2 separate regions of the Homo sapiens genome follow, and region 1 is linked to region 2. Evidence: read pairs that join two places in POLR2A ChIA-PET (ENCODE). Cell type or tissue: GM12878. All regions are shown on one strand.

Evidence for each region. ChIA-PET counts read pairs that join two places held together with the same protein. Peaks named below come from ENCODE experiments on the same cell type or tissue, not always from the same donor. Only the 100,000 strongest peaks of a DNase experiment are listed, where the experiment ranks them.
Region 1: POLR2A ChIA-PET joins it to region 2 with 5 read pairs; 3 of 35 experiments call an interaction of 5 or more read pairs at or near these places.

The regions. Positions count from the first base shown.
Region 1 is chr22:42,029,371-42,033,370 of GRCh38, forward strand. It overlaps a transcript of WBP2NL not described here. Among named protein-coding and RNA genes, the nearest start is that of WBP2NL, 33 kb to the left of the region's middle. In GM12878, no CTCF peak of the experiment used is centred here; a DNase peak (open chromatin) is centred at 2,051; H3K4me3 peaks cover 892 bases; H3K27ac peaks cover 2,774 bases.
Region 2 is chr22:41,934,537-41,938,536 of GRCh38, forward strand. It overlaps a transcript of CENPM not described here. Among named protein-coding and RNA genes, the nearest start is that of TNFRSF13C, 9.7 kb to the left of the region's middle. RefSeq lists enhancers at 1,156-1,265, 1,282-2,354, 1,586-1,665, 1,716-1,975, 2,016-2,155 and 1 more. In GM12878, no CTCF peak of the experiment used is centred here; a DNase peak (open chromatin) is centred at 1,815; H3K4me3 peaks cover 56 bases; H3K27ac peaks cover 3,838 bases.

The DNA.
Region 1 (4,000 bases), 95 kb after region 2:
TCTATGCATTTTTTTTTTTGAGACAGAGTCTTGCTTTATCACCCAGGCTGGAGTGCAGTGGCACAATCTTGGCTCACTGCAACCTCCACCTCCCAGGTTCAGGCAATTCTCGTGCCTCAACCTCCTGAGTAGCTGGGATTACAGGCAGGTAAAACCATGCCCAGCTAATTTTTTTTATTTTTATAGAGATGGGGTCTGGCCATGTTGGCCATGCTGGTCTTGAACTCCTGGCCTCAAGCAATCCTCCTGTCTCAGCCTCCTGAAGTGCTGGGATTACAGGCATGAGCCACTGCGCCTGGCCTTCTATGCATATTTCTTATATGTAGTTGAAATCATGCTATATAATGTTTCACCAGATATTTTACATTTTCATAGGTTTTGAAGAAATGCTTGTAAATATTGTTAGTGACCACATAATATTCTGTGACACAGTTACACCATAACGTATTTTCTCAGTCCCTCTTTTAAGGTATTTGAATTGTTTCCAGGTTTTTGTTATTACAACTTCATGATTAACTTCTTTGTATATGGAGCTTTTTAAAAGTTTTAAATGCTTTCCTTAACACAGCTTAGAGTCATTGATTGATCTGCATTGTGAAAATTAGGAAACCAGATGCTCCCATGTTCTCAAGGACAGCCTTTCTTAAGGAAGTCAGGTAGATATTAATGGGTTTTATGTGAAATGGAGTAACTGGGTTAAATATAATTGAAAAAGACAAGAAAACTGGTTTCTTTACTACTTCTTAGAGCCTTGACTATACTAATGGACATAATCTCCAAGAAGGAGAGATTTTCAAAATTTACAGTTTTTTCAAAATTATTTGATTTTAGAATATTCAGTAAACATTTTGTTCAGTGGAAGAAACTGAGAAACACTTTCTGGAATTATGGGATATTAGAATTAGAATGGACTTCAGGTATCTGGAGTATGCTAGACCTTAAAGCTCTTTCCAAAAATGAAGACAAGTCAAAAGACCATTCTTCCTTCCATTCCAAATAAAAGAGCTTTATATCCAATTTACAGAAAGCAGGGTGGGACATCTTGAAGATAAAATATATAGAAAGTAGCTGCTGCTTCCTCTCAGAAATTACTGGGATAGAGTTATGGGTCTAGGAAGCTGGAATGTCAAAACACAGGGACAGCCACTTTGCCCAGGCAACTGGCATGAAGGGAAGAAGTGAAAAGGGAAAGTGTGGCTGTAAACCTCTCTAAAGTTTCCAAACAGGGAATCCAGGCAATATTGGATCTTAAACATGGGTCATAGGATCTGGCGCTTTTATCCCTAAAATTTTTGGAGGAAAATAACGAGATATTTTAAGTTTCTTCTTTTCTTACTTCCAAACTACAGTACGTGGGCAACAGTGATGAGAGGAAGAGAGGAGAGACTCAACCAACTAGAGCAGGGATAAGGTTTCCCTTGTTCAGCTTTTCAGTGTCTGCTGGAATGTGATGGTAAGTTGAGAACAGGGTGAATGGGTGAGGCCTTTTTTATATCAGAAAGTTTTCCGAGTAACTGATCTCTGGCAAATATTTGGGGATTAGAATTCTAAAAGAATACAAACTAGACTTCTCTTCTGCTCTTCATGTTAGTTATACTTGTACCAGGTAGATTTGAGGTGGGGTCCAGTTACCTGAAAAGCGTAGCAGGTTCGAGTTTCTTAAAGGTGGAATTCCACCATGTTCTCCTGTGCAAAGGGTACCTGTTTACCTGGTCCACCAAACTGCCCCAGTACAACCAAAGGCTGTGACTGTGTAAGGATAGAACCAAGTGGAGCCACAGTTTGGACCCACGTGGTGCTGCGTGGCACACCTACTGTTAGTTAGCTCCCACTGTCTGGTACAGTTGTTTCCCCCAAAGGCTCAGTCCAATTTGTTCTATAAGAAGAGCTTTGTGTCCTGTATATTCAAAGGACCCTGGTTTTTGCTTTGCTGAGGACAAATCCAGTCAGAATTCAGCTGAGCCTTCTGCATGCTGAGAGCACTCATGTGCTGAGTTCCTCAGCTCCTCACTGACGTTTTGAGTACTTTCTTTCTGACTCACTCACTGTGCTGGTGGATTCCGCTCTTCCTGTCTCTTCCCCAGCTGCAATACAGAAACTATACTCTGTTGTCTACTCTTTCATTTCCTATTAGAAATATAAAGGGATAGAAATAAGAAGACCTTTTAGTCCTGGACTATCTGGTATTGGCCCCTAAAATGAGCCTCCAAATACTCCTTTTCATGGGTAAGTGGATGCTCCCCAGCCTGCTGGAGCAGAACCTTCCTGGCTCAGCTACCCTGAGATATCAGGACAAAAACATATAGTTGGTGTGATTTTCCTCTTTTTGTTTTTTTTTTTTTCAAGATAGAATCTGGCTCTGTCCCCCAGGCTGGAGTGCAGTGGCGCGATCTCGGCTCACTGCAACCTTTGCCCCACAGGTTTAAGCGATTCTCCTGCTTCAGCCTCCTGAATAGCTTGGATGACAGGTGCCTGCCACCATGCTCGGCTAATTTTTGTGTTTTTAGTGGAGACAGGGTTTCACCATGTTGGCCAGGCTGGTTTCGAACTCCTGACCTCAAGTGATCCACCCGCCTCGGCCTCCCAAAGTGCTGGGATTACAGGCATCGGCCTGTGCCTGGCCGATTTTTCAATCCATAGATTAATATGTTCAAGAAATATTGCATGTCTTTGTTTTCTGTAAATTTATTTCTGTTACCAAGATCCCCACCACCATCTGCTTTGTTGGTGGGCTTCTCACAAATCCTAAGATTATGCAAAGGTATCCAGATTTTATTTGGCACCAAGATGCTGAGAAGTTTCTTCTGGTCATCAGACTGCTTCTGAAACAGCCACTATCCAGTCCTGGCAGTCCCGTCAAGTCTAAAAGCTTGTTGCCTTGGGACCCCAGAATCTTAGGTAGGGCTTAGAACCAGGGTGTCAGAGATCCAACTCTGTGTACCATATTGCTCCTTAGAACTGGGGAGTAGGACCCCAAAGGCCTCCTTATCCTTGAGAGTCTGACAATTCCTTAAACTTCCAGATTCTGCCCTCTCAGCTGTGCTGTTGGTCTGCATCACCTCTATCTCTTAAGCATCTATCCTAATCCAAATCTCAGGATTTGGGTTTACCCAAAAGGTAATAGAAAGCCTTTGCCTTCATGTTGACTTGGCTTTCCTTGCCTAGCACTTGGTTGCTTGCTTGAAAATCATGTATGTATATATATAAAATGTAGAAGCCCAATTCAAATTAATAATGTAAAAATTTATTCTGTTACACAGATTACCTCATTGTCAGGTAGGAAGTGAAACGTATGATATTCTTCCTGGCCTTTGCCTTGAGAGTCTTCTGGAGCCTGAAGAGGGTGGGGCAGACAACCATGGACTGCTAGAGAATAAACTTTCTTTGAAGCTTCCTAAATGGATTAGAAAGAAGGGGTTCTGTCAAAGGGAAAGGGTCTATACAGATGTGACCAGCAGTTTGATTAGTTTAGATGTATGATTTAGTAGCCAATATAAGAAACTTGTAATTTTTAGTAATTAGAATTTATTATAAATAATAAAACAGGGTATTAATTATTAATATTATGGTATCTTTGGGGTGTCACTTTTCTGGCCAGAAACCTCTGTGGACAAGTGGCACCTCTGCCCAAGTATTGCTTGGGCCCACTGGGCTCATTCCACCCACCCGGCCTGACAGGCTGCACTTGGCTCATGCTACTGGCCTGGATCCCATGCCTGCCAAGGGAGATTGCATGGAGTGACAAGGGGTGTGTGGGGAAGTGTGGGGTCTGGCTATTTTTCAGTCAGATGTGCCAGCTGCTGCAGTGGGGTGGTCAGCTCCAGGTACCAGCATGGGCACCAGCTCTCCACGAGGCTGCAGCTGGACCAGTCGCACTCCAAGCAGCTTCCACAGCTGGCACCAGGGAAAAGGTGGTGCCCAGAAGCTTGGAGATGCCAGGAACCATAGGGCCCCAAAGAGGGAGTCACAGCCCTGGCTTGGAGAGCTCCCAGGTCTGGGC
Region 2 (4,000 bases):
TGCAATGACCACGTCATGACCATGGCCACCCTGAGGCATCTGACATTTGTTTAAAGCTTTATGTTCAAAATAATGGGCTTGAGGCCAGCAATTTGAGACCAGCCTGGGCAGCATAGCAAGACCCCATCTCTAAATAAATACATAAAATAGTGGCTTCTTCATTGCCAGTCCTCAACTAGCTAGGAAGAAAGGCATCGGTTAGCCTGGCGCCACGCTACAGCTGAGGAACTGAGGCTTGCCGAGGGTGAGTGACCTGCCTGAGGTCACGCCACCAAGCAAGCAGCCAAGCCCAGCCTCTCCCATCTCCCTCCACCTTACCTCAGTACCAAGCCCCAATTCCGGCACACACTGATCTTCCATTACTTCCCTCAGCCAAACTGTCTCCTGGACAATGTCACTGGGTCTCCAGATGGCGTGAAGCAACCCCACTCTCTGGCCACCCATCCCCCGCCTTCCAGGGACAGCAGGTCTGAGGGCACCTGCCTGCCATTTAAGTGTGGCTCAGCTCTGCTGTGAGGCAGGGGCAGGCCAGCCCCCAACTCTAGAGGGGAGGCCTCCTGGTTCCAGGGCCCCTGCCAAGCTCAGCTGGGAGCTGGCGGCAGTGACAGCACTGTGTTCCCCAGTGCTTGGAAGGTTCCCAGACTCTTGGCTGGAGAATGCGATGCCACTTCTCTTGTTAAATGGTACCAGGTGGCAAGGAAAATGTGGCACAGGGACCTGAGAGAGGTGCCCCATGCGGGCATGGGGGGGAGGGGGTGTGGGGGAAGGCCTCTCCTCCTGGTCGCCAGCAAAAAGTGACATCCCAGATCAGGCAGGCTGCATCCACACCGCCTTCCTCCCCTGCTTGGACACCCATTCCATCAGCCCCGCCAAAGACCTACTCTACCCTCCAGTTACCCTGCAAAGACACGCATTCTGGCCAAGGACAGAAGGGCCAAAGACAAGGTCACTCTCTGGGAAGGCTGGCCTTCCGGGCTCTGCTGCTACTGCCCATCCCTTCAGGGACCAAAGTGAAGGTTCACCTCCAGCCTCTTCCTTCTGCCCTGGAGCCTCCCCTCCTCAAGCAGAGGCTGGCTTCCCCGACCAAGTGCCCGAGGGGCTTTTTGCTGCGGGCGAAGGCCTGCTCAGGCCCAGAGCCTGCACCACTCTGCTCCCACGCTAAGGGCCTCTGCCCTCGGGCCTATCCTGCCACCCCCTGCCCTCTCGCGATGCTGTGTTCTAGTGGTCCCATCCTGAGGCAGGAACCATGGCTTGCAGACTGCTGCTTTCTGGAGCACACGGGCTGTCTCCACCTTCTGTATTCCAGCTCAGGGCCTGGCCAGTGGAGATGCCCAAATCTTTTTTTTTTTTTTTTGAGATGGAGTCTCTCTGTCACCCAGGCTGGAGTGCAGTGGTGCAATCTCAGCTCACTGCAACCTCTGCCTCCTGGTTTCAAGTGATTCTCCTGCCTCAGCCTCCCAAGTAGCTGGGATTACAGGCGCATGGCACCATGCTCGGCTAATTTTGTATTTTTAGTAAAGGCGGGGTTTCACCGTGTTACTCAGGCTGGTCTCGAACTCCTGACCTCAAGTGATCTGCCCACCGTGGCCTCCCAAAGTGTTGGGATTACAGGCGTGAGCCACTGCGCCTGGCCTCCAAACCTTTCTTCAAGGATTAGGCAGGCACACAGAAAAACTGGAGAGAAGCAGAGTGGGGCTGGCTCTGCTGCCAGTTAGCTGTGTGACTGTGACACACCTCCCATGACAACGGTCTGTTTCATGAACTGTGAATTGGGGAAACATCATCTACCTCACAGGTCTGCTGTGTGAGAAGAGCTCTGTGAAGCATGACGTGCCTGCAAATGTCGGGTGACATGTGGGGCCTCGACCGGAATCTACGTGGCTGAAGTCCTCAGCGGAGCCCAAGGGACTGCCAGGAAGTCAGCCAGGTGTCTACAAACCCTTACTGAGCACTAGGGGTGGGGCCTGAGCTAAGTTCCAGAAGGAACCTACAGAAAGGGGCAGATAGGGCCGCATCCCCGACACCTACAAGGAGTTAGAAGGCGGCCCACCCCTCAGTGAAGGGCATGGGCCCAGCTGCGATGGTGACATCAAAGCAGAGAGGCCTTAGGCCGGCCGCGGTGACTCTCACACCTGTAATCCCAGCACTTTGGGAGGCCAAGGGTGGCAGATCACGTGAGGTCAGGAGTTTGAGACCAGCCTGGCCAACATGGCGAAACCTGTGTCTACTAAAAATACAAAAATTAGCTGGGCATGGTGGCGTGCACCTGTAATCTCAGCTGCTCGGGAGGCTGAGGCAGGAGAATCACTTGAACCAGGGAGCAGAGGCTGCAGTGAGTTGAGATCACGCCACTGCACTCCAGCCTGGGCGACAGAGCAAGACTCCACACCCCACCAACCAAAAAAAAAGAAAAAAGCAGACAGGCCCCGAGGTGCTGGTGCAGTGCTGCCCAGGGCTTCAACTGGGGTCCATCCTGAGGCCTGAGGCTGGTGGGCATGCCCTGGCACATGCAGGGTGAATGTGGGGAGGGCACTGTCATGTTCCAAGGGAGTCAGGACCTGGCTCTCTATGGGATTTCTAGAGTCCACTTCTGATGCCTCTACAATCTCCAATTAGACCCAAGGGAGAAGGAAAGCAACTGGCACTGTACAATCTCTCGCCATCAACCCCAAAATGAGACCTCCAGCCAGCTTTTCTCACTTCTTGCAAACTTCTGACAGTGGTGTAATTCCTAATTTGCACCAGTTTTTGAACTCCGCTGTGTGATTTCTTTTTTGGAGATAGAGTCTCGCTCCGCTGCCTGGGCTGAAGTGCAGTGGTACGATCTCAGCTCACTGCAACCTCCGCCTCCTGGGTTCAAGCAATTTTCCTGCCTCAGCCTCCCAAGTAGCTGGGACTATAGGCACAGACTGCCATGCCCGGCTAATTTTCTGTATTTTAGTGGAGACGGGGTTTCACCGTGTTGCCAGGCCAGCCACAAACTCCTGAGCTCAGGCAATCCGCCCGCCTCGGCTTTCCATGTGATTTCAAATAGTTACTGTTCACTGAGTGCCTACCTAGCAAGGTGCAAGGCATTAACACATGTTATGAACACAGCAACCTACTCGCAGGCATGGGGGGTCACACAGTCCCAGGCATGTCCATCGTCTCATTCAATCCTCCCAACGTGACAAGGTGAGCAGAACCTCATCTCCATTCACATCTGAGAAAACAAGCTCCAAGAGGCAACAACCAGGTTCTATAATAGCAGGGCCAGGATGTGGAGTCTGACTGGCATAACGAGTCCAAGCTCCCCTTACCCCGCCCCACTCCTTTTTTTTTCTTTGAGACAGAGTCTCGCTCTGTCGCCCAGGCTGGAGTGCAGTGGCGCGATCTCAGCTTACTGCAAGCTCCGCCTCCCAGGTTCATGCCGGTCTTCTGCCTCAGCCTCCCAAGTAGCTAGGACTACAGATGCCCGCCACCATGCCTGGCTAATTTGTTTGTATTTTTAGTAGAGGCAGAGTTTCACTGTTAGCCAGGATGGTCTCGATCTCCTGACCTTGTGATCTGCCCGCCTCGGCCTCCCAAAGTGCTGGAATTATAGGTGGGAACCACCGCGCCCAGCATTTTTTTTTTTTTTTTTTGAGACGGAGTCTCGCTCTGTTGCCCAGGCTGGAGTGCAGTGGTGTAATCTCGGTTCAACACCACCTCCGCCTCCCAGGTTCAAGTGATTCTCCTGCTTCAGCCTCCCGAGTAGTTGAGACTACAGGCCTGCATCACCATGCCTGGCTAATTTTTGTATTTTTAGTAGAGACAGGGTTTCACTATGTTGGCCAGGCTGGTCTCGCTTTTTTTTTTTTTTTTTTTTGAGGTGGAGTCTCACTGTGTTGCCCAGGCTGGAGTGCAGTGGCACAGTCTCAGCTCACTGCAACCTCCGCCTCCCGGGTTCAAGTGATTCTCCTGCCTCAGCCTCCTGAGTAGCTGGGACTACAGGCGCCCACCACCACATCTGGCTAATTTT